Regions from separate parts of the Homo sapiens genome. Here region 1 is linked to region 2. A link is a loop called in an ENCODE intact Hi-C map of the cell type or tissue named here. Cell type or tissue: MCF 10A. All regions are shown on one strand. Each heading gives the region's core, and the rest is flanking DNA. Links, peaks and the distances in the headings are about the cores only.

What was found. Peaks named below come from ENCODE experiments on the same cell type or tissue, not always from the same donor. Only the 100,000 strongest peaks of a DNase experiment are listed, where the experiment ranks them.
Region 1: it touches region 2 in a loop (3.0-fold over the local background); 1 of 110 quality-filtered maps calls a loop at or near these places.

The regions. Positions count from the first base shown.
Region 1 is chr4:137,310,176-137,314,593 of GRCh38, forward strand. No RefSeq gene overlaps it. Among named protein-coding and RNA genes, the nearest start is that of LINC02511, 100 kb to the left of the region's middle. In MCF 10A, for the core only: no CTCF peak of the experiment used is centred there; a DNase peak (open chromatin) is centred at 2,286.
Region 2 is chr4:137,365,200-137,369,617 of GRCh38, forward strand. No RefSeq gene overlaps it. Among named protein-coding and RNA genes, the nearest start is that of LINC02511, 150 kb to the left of the region's middle. In MCF 10A, for the core only: no CTCF peak of the experiment used is centred there; a DNase peak (open chromatin) is centred at 2,612.

The sequences.
Region 1 (4,418 bases), core at 127-4,126, 55 kb before region 2:
TCTTACATGGTGGCAGATGAGAGAGAGAGCATGCACAAGAAAAACTGCCACTTTTAAAACCATCAGATCTCCTGAGACTCACTCACTATCAGGAGAAAAGAATGGGGGAAACCACTCCCATAATTTAATCACCTCCCACCAGGATCCTCCCTTGACACAAAGGGATTACAATTCCAAATGAAATTTGGGTGGGGACACAGAGCCAAACCATATCAGTTGGCCAAAAATGTGTGTAACCTCACTCTTTCTTTTCTTTCTTTCAAACAAAACATTCATAATCATAGCCAGGATTTTTATTAGGTTATGATTTGTATGAAAATATTAGGGTCCTTTAACATGCAAACATGATTTTACATATTCCCACTTTTTGACCTGCTCTAAATATTTAATACCTTGAATATAATCACCTACTTTTCTGTGGTGTGGTTATAACATGTGACAGATATAATATTTTATAACATATTCCATTCCAAATTAAAACATTCATATTTACCTGAGTTACATTTTAAAAAACAAACAAAAAGAACAAATTTGTTTAAACCAGACATCTGCACTAGTTGTTTTACCCCCTGGTAAGTATGTGTTTTGAGAAAAGGCTTAACTGAAACCATCTGTTGATGACTCATTCACTCTTGAATCATCTAAAATATTTTTTCTCCAATTTATACCAATGCATAACACAATGTCTTTCAAAATTTCTGAACTACATTCTTTCATTAAAAACAGAAAGCCGAGCAAAGAAAAAAAAAAAAAGAATGGATTAGGTACAAGTCAGAGTTCTAAACACTAATTTTCACTTGTTTTTAAGTGAGATTCATATTAACCCACTTTTGTTTAAATATTGAGACTTTCTGTTGATTTCACTGTGATGAAAGCCTGGCTGATGCAGTAGACCATTATACTTGAAAAACTCCTCACATATATTTTAAAAGCTCATGCCTTGCAGTGTATACCTAAAATCCCACAATAAGTAGAGGATAGATAGATCTGCAAAACCAAAGCCCACTGTATTAATTTTCTGTTGCTGCACAACAAACTACCAGAGGCTTATTAGCAGCTTAAAACAACACACATTTTATTATCTTGCAGTTTCTGTGGTCAGGAGCATGGCTTAGCTGAGTACTTTTGCTCAGGGTCTCGTAAGGCTACTGTGGAGGTGTTGGGGGAATGTTTTTCATTTGGAATCTTGACTGGGGAAGAATCCACTTCCAAGCTCTTTCTTTTAGCAGAATTCATTTCCTTATGGCTTCATGACTGAGAGTCCCAGCATTTTGCTGGCTATCAACTCGAGGGGTTTTTCCTGTCCTAGAGACCACTCACAGTTCCTAAAAACCAACAGAAGTTCCTTGCCACATAGGCTCCCCCAAACTGATTGTTGACTTCATTGGGCCAGAAAGGTGAATCTCTATTTCATTTTGCCACGATACATCATACCTTACCTTATGTAAGGTAATGTAATCACAGAACTGACCTTCTATCACCTTATCATTTTTGCCATGTATATATGATATATATATGCATATTCATTTCTATTGGTTAGAAATAAGTTTTAAAAGTTTTAGTCTCACACCCATTCAAGGGGGAAGGTTTACACAGAGGCATGGACACCAGGAGATGGAAACCAATGCGATTTGCCTGAAGGTCTGTCTATCACACCCAAACTCAGCGTACATTTTTCCCAGGAGATTTAAAATATTCTCAGAGGCTTCAAGCATTCATATATTTATAATTTATTTTTACCAAATGCACAAATAAAAACACATGGAAAAAAATGTAGCTGATAATCTCATTGGTTCAAAGTGAAAATCCAAATACCCGATTCTACAATGGCTCTTTCTATTTGAGTCTTATTTGTGTATTTTTAATTCTTAGAAAATTATTATTATTTATACCATCGAAGTGTTATTCTCACTATACATCATAACCCAAATCAACTAATATTTTATAATTTAATTTATTAATTTAAACACTTATTAAATCTTACATCATTATCCCTGCCCTCTTGTGGTCTTTAGCTTTCCATTGGAAAAACAATTGTATATAAATTTAAATTTTAATATATACAAGTTAAAAACAAGTTATTCTTATTTTTTAAGAAATACAATTTGGGGTTCCTCCATTTATTAAAATTTGCAATATCCTTAGGTACACATAAAACTTCACAGTAGCATGCTATATTCTTAAATTCAAAACAATTATTATGAATCCTGATATTTATAAAGCAATCAACAGCCAAATCTCTGTGTGAGTCAGCAATGAAGTCATGTATGTAAGTGCTCATTACATTCCCTGAGGTTGACAGACAAAAATGTTTCCAAATGTTGCCAAATATCGCCTGGATGGATAGAGGGAGTAAAATGACCGTAACAGAGAAATAACGTCTTATAGAAAATTTAAATAATATTTAAGTTGTCAAAACCTTTCATGTACACTCAAAGGACAGTGGGTCAGAAAGAGACTCTGAAGAACAATTAATTTATTCACTGTTACCAGACAGGTTAATACTGTAATCTATCAAAATGAAGAAAGTGATACACTGTTGCAAATAATATTAGCACAAATTATCATTGGGTCTAAATTCTGTGTAATCAAAAGAATCTTGTTGGAGAATTACTATTTCTTTCCAGGTAACAGCATAACATGAAATAAGATGATTATATCCAACAATTGTTCACTTACTTATGATTCCTCAGTCTCTTTTCCTAAACAGTATCATTCTCTGCAGTGTTCCGCAAACTTCTATTATCCTTTCCAATTGTGAACGTTTGTTATTCATTTCCTTGCTGATTACTAGGTTCTAGGCACTCCTAGAAGCACTTTAGAGGAATCATCTCTTTTCATGTTCACAGTGAACCTAAGAGGTAGTTATTGTTATTAAACTCATTTTTCAGATTATGAAGCTGAAGCTCAGAAAGTTAATGGGAGTTGCCAAGGTCAGAGAGTACTCAGGTAGTCTGACTTTCCTTCCTGTGCCTTTGTCCTTTATTCTGTTCTACATGTCCACTTCATACTGAAATAAAATAACTCAATACATTACATTGTCATTATCTAACTCATGTTTAGAAAAATTACTTTTGTAATCCAGCGCCAGGTAACAAAAAGTGGAAGATATTTAAGAGATTATTTCAACAATCAAAGTATAATAAAATTAATGCATTTAACTACAATAATCACAAGAGACTAAGTACTAGAAGACTAATAAAAGGCAAATAAAAAATTTCAGAACATGATAAATTCTGGAAGAAAGGTATCTTGAAAAATTAATATCATTAGTTGGAGATACAGATAAACAAATAATATATGCAAAGAAGTCAGCTAAATAATTTACAAAGGTGATTATTTTCTATTAAAAAACACAAACACAGCATTTTTCTGATGGGGAAATTGAAAATTGAAGAGACTAAAGACACCTTATCAAAGTAAAAACTAGTAAATAGCAGAATCAGCACTCAAAGCCAGATTTGTTGGCTCCAAGTCATGCCATGATTTAACCACTAAAATATCCTGAGATACTATCCCAGAAGGGGAAGCAATCTGGGGAGACATAATGAACTTGGATTGGGACACCCACCTTCAATATATGTGAACACACAAACATAAACACAAACCCACCCCTACATACACATACTTAGAAACAATAATTTAATTCAAATTTTTATAGAGATCATTAGATTCATATACAGTTTTAAGATAGAATCTATGTACAGCATTCCCAGTTACCCCAAACTATAACATGTTTCAAAACTGTAGTATATTATAACCAAGATATTGATAAAACCCACCCATCCACCAAATTTTCCAGTTGTATCTGTATTTGTCTCTCCTGGGTGTATTTAGCTGTATACAATGTTGGACTCTCATAGGTTCATGTATCCACTAGCACAGAAGACTTTCATCACTAAATGTATCCCTCATGTTGCTCTTTTGTAACCATAACCGTTTCCTCAGATCCTCTAACCAATCCTTCACCCCTAAGAAACCACTAATCATTTTTCTACTTCCAAAATTCTAAAATAACATTTTTTAAATGTTACATAAATAAAATCATATAATATTATTATTTTAGGATTTTTTCCTCAGTATAACTTCCTAGAGATTAATCCAAATGATCGAATGAATAACACTTTCCTCCTTTTCATTGATAAGTAGTATATGGAATATAGTTACTACAATATTTCAAACATTCATCTATTAAAGGACACCTGGACTCCGTCTTCATTCAGTATAGGCAAAAGCTGTAAAGAGCCCATTTTGGTCTATATTGAATAGAGCTGCTATGAACATTTGTGCACAGGTTTTTATGTGAACATATGTTTCAATTTCTCTGGAATAAATTCTCAAGAGTACAATTGCTGGGTCATATGGTAATTGTATACTTTTATAAGAAACTGTCAAACTGTTTTCCATTGAATCTGTAC
Region 2 (4,418 bases), core at 314-4,313:
CCTGGGCGAGAGAGAGAGACTCCGTCTTAAAAAAAAAAAAAAAAAAAAAGTTCTTTAGCAAAGGGAAAAACATCAGAAACTCAGATCTACATTAAAAAAAGGAAGAGCATCCAAAAAGGAATAAGTGAAGATAAAATAGAATTCTTTCTTTTGCTTAGTTGATCTAAGAGATAATAGTCTATTCAAAATAATAATAGCAACAATGTATTCAATTATGTATGCTGTTATTTCATATATATGTTTATTTATACTTCTATATAAGTGAAATGAATGACAGCAATGTCGTTCATAATAAGTGAAATGAGTGAAATGAATGACAGCAATATAAGAGAAAGGAGGGAGGAATCAGGATTATCTTATTATTTTAAGGTACTCATGCTACCTGTGAAGTGGTACAGTGTTACCTGAAAGTGGTCTTAGATTAGTTGTAAATGTCTACTGTAGACTCTAGGGCAGCCACTAAAAAAAGTAAAAAATTATATACCTAGGTGACACGCTGAGAAAGGAGAGAAAAGAAAATCATATAAAATGCCCAATTAAAACCGTAAAAGGCACGAAAGGAGTAGAAGACAAAAATAACAAAGAACAAGGATAACAAATAGAAAACTGTAATAAATATGGTAGATATTAATCCCATTACATCAATAATCACATTGAATGTCAATGGTCTAAATATATCAATGAAAAGACAAAGGTTGTCAGAATGTATTAAAAAACAAGACACAAATCTGTTGTATACAAGAAATCCACTTTCAATATAAACACATACATAGCTTAAAAGTAAGTGAATGTAGAGAATATTACATAAACTCAATTGATAAAGCAGTGGCAGAGTCTGAGATGATCGACTCCAATTTTGAAAGTTCTGTAGGTAAAATGCTATCAAACAGCATTGAATGCTACAGAGAAATCTTTCGTGGAAGGAAGGGCCAATCGTTATAGCAAACTTCATTGTTTAACAAATTGCCACAGCTACCCAACCTTCTGCAGTCAGTACCCTATTAGCAGCAGCCATCAACATCGATGCAAGGCCTTCTACTAGCAAAAAGACTATGACTCTGCAAAGGCAGAGAACTGCCTTAGAGCTTGTTAGCAACAACGTATTCTTTACCTAAAGTATGTAGATTATTGTTTAGACATAATGCTATTGCACACTTAATAGACTACAGCATAGTGTAAACTTTACTTTTATGTGCACTGGGAAACCAAAAAATTCTTGTGATTTTCTTTACTGCAATATTCACTTTATTGTGGTGGTCTAGAGCTAAACCTTGCAATATCTCTGAAGTATGCCTGTACTTTAAATCATCTCTAGATTGCTTATGTCTAATATAGTCTAAGTGCTATATAAATAATTTTTATACTGCATTGATTTTTAAATTTGAATTATTATTACATTGTTATTTCTTCTTTTTTTCAAATATTTTTCATCTGTGGTTGGTAGGTTGTATGTGTGGAACACATGGCTACCAAGGACCAACTGCATTGACTTTAGTTAATAATAATGTATCAATATTAAAATATTGTAATAAATGTACCATAGTAATTTAATATCTTAAGGGAAACTGGGGAGAGGAGAGTATATGTGAGCTCTCTATATTCTCTTTGCAATATATACATATATATATAAGGTGATATATATATAAAATATATATATGTCACAGCATAGTCAGACTGCATAAAGCCAAATGAGAAAAGGAAATCTTGAAAACAGCAAGAGAAAACTAACATTTTATATAATTATATTAGCAATGCAATTAATAGCTAACTTCTCAGCAGAAGCAATGAATACTTAAAAGATAATTCAAGTAATATATTACGATATGTTTTAAAAGTCAATTAAAAATGCCATATCACTGAAACTATCCTTCAAAATGAAAATATGTATTTTTAGGTAGTCCAAATCTGAAAGGAAGTGTTGATATCGTACAACAAAAAAATGTTTAAGAATATCTACAAGATACAAAAATGACACCAGAGTGTAACTCAGATAAAAAGGAAGGAATGCAAACATTGGAAATTGTAAATATGTGAATGTATGTATAAGAAAAAAATGTTTATATACACACGTAATGGCTTAAATGAGCAAATGCATTGTTACTTTAGTCTTCAAAGTTTATTATGGTTATCCCCTAATATTACTCCTAAGTACTCTATCAATATCAAAAATTATGTCACAAATATGTATTATAAATTCTTGCTAAATATTTCTAGCTTACATTATGTATTGTAGGTCCTCAGGCTAGGTTCAGAATTCCTAGTATATGGTCACATGGGCTTTCAATACGTTTTTCAGGACATAACCATGGCTGCCCATCCAGTGTCCATTTTTTTCTTTTTCCTTGCTGTTAAGGCTTTGATACTCCTGAATGTGGAATTGTACCCCATTAAAACCATGTGACTCAATTTTGGCCAAAGTGAGGTAAAAATAATGCTGCAAATCAGGACTTTTGCAAAAGGTATTGCTTTACCAATCAGAAGAACATGCTTATGCTTGTTTCCTCTCCGTTTAAGCAGATACTATTGTGGCACTCATATTTCTAGCATGATTCAAAATGCTTTATACTTATAAACAAATGTAATTCTTACAAATGACTCATGAGATAGTTACCATTATTAACCACTATTTAGTAATTTTGAAATTGAAACAGAGAGATCCTGGTAACTTATGCAACCTTAGCCCTTTGGCTGCATCCTCCCTCCTATGTGGAATAAGATGCAATATGTGCAGATGGAACAGCCATTATGTGAATATGAGCAGAAAATCCACATGCTTAAGACGGCAAAGCAGAAAGAGGAAACACTCTGGATTGTTACTGTTGTTCTGGTTCTCTATACCATGGACATCACCCTGGATTTGATATTTGCTCAGAAGTCATTTCTTAATTTTAGCATCTCTTTTTCTATATCTAAATAAGCAGGAAATGAGAAAGTATTTTTTTTAATTCAGTAAATACTAGTTCATGTGTACCTAACAATCTGTTTAGCATAACTTGTTCCTTTCTTATTTTACTATAGACAGGAAGAAGCAAGCAGCATCTTCAAAACTTCCCTGGGAAACATCTGAGATAAGTGGTGGTCTAGATCATTAAACAGATATCCTATTTTTCATGTTACTACAAGTGACAAAGTTTCTAAACTTTCTAATACCACATAACAAGTGTACCCTTTCCTCCGGCCACCAGTATCTACTTTTCTCAAATCTCTCATTGATAGTTTTTTTGAGAGCCATCGGGCTTCATTAATAATCTCTTACTTTTTGGCTTTTATTACCTCTTCTTTCAAGATTTGTCAAGCTTCCTTTTGTCCGCTTGCCACTTGTTTGCAAAGCCATACACACAAATACATAAAATTAAATGTTTTATATAAAACACATAAAATTAAATGTTTTTTATATATGTTAAATATATATATTTGCCAGAATCCCACTTACAGATATCAAAGTCTGCTCAAACAAACCCAAAACTTAGTGACTTGAATGACAACATTAATTTTACTCACAAATCTGCAGTTTGGCCAGGGTTCATCAGAGAGAGTTCATTTCTGCTTCACTCAGTGTCAGTCAGGGAAATTTGAAAACAGTGTTAGAATCACTTGAAAACTCATTCGGGAAAATAATAGAGGTTGATGGTAACTATTGGCTGAGTCTTCAGCTTGTTCTGGGGTTGGGGCTGGAAATCCTACACATGGCCAATCCATGTGGCTGCTTGGATTCTGTACCGAAGGACAGCTGTTTTCTAAGATCAAGCCTCCTAAAAGGATCAGACAAAAGCTTTCTTTCCTTTATAATTTAGACATGGAAGTTACATAGTGTTACTTTTGTAATAGTTGAACCCCACCTTATTCAAGAGGAAACAGCATAAGCTCTACCTCTCAATTATGGAAAGAACATTTAAGATAGAATATATTGGTATATCCATCTTTGGAAATTAGAATCTGTCACAACAAAACTTTTTTAATATGAGAAAACAAATCCCTAGTTGATTAAGCCATTACAGTCAAACTCATAACATGCATATATTTTGTTATGGATATATATGTTTTGGTTTTCATGTTTAATGTCTCCCCTACTAGACTGTAAATCTCACAAGGGCAGAAATTATTTCCATTGTAGGCCGGGCTCAGTGGCTCACACCTATAATCCCAGCACTTTGGCAGGCCGAGGCTGGCAGATCACTTGAGGCCAGGAGTTCAAGACCAGCCTGACCAATATGGTGAAACTGCTTCTCTACTAAAAATACAAAAAATTAGCCGGGCATGGTGGTGCATGCCTGTAATCCCAGTTACTCAGGAGGCTGAGGCAGGGGAATTGTTTCAACCCAGGAGGTGAAAGTTGCAGTGAGCAGAGATCGAGCCACCGCACTCCAGCCTGGGTGATAGAGCAAGACACTGTCTCAAAAAAAAATAATAATAAAAGA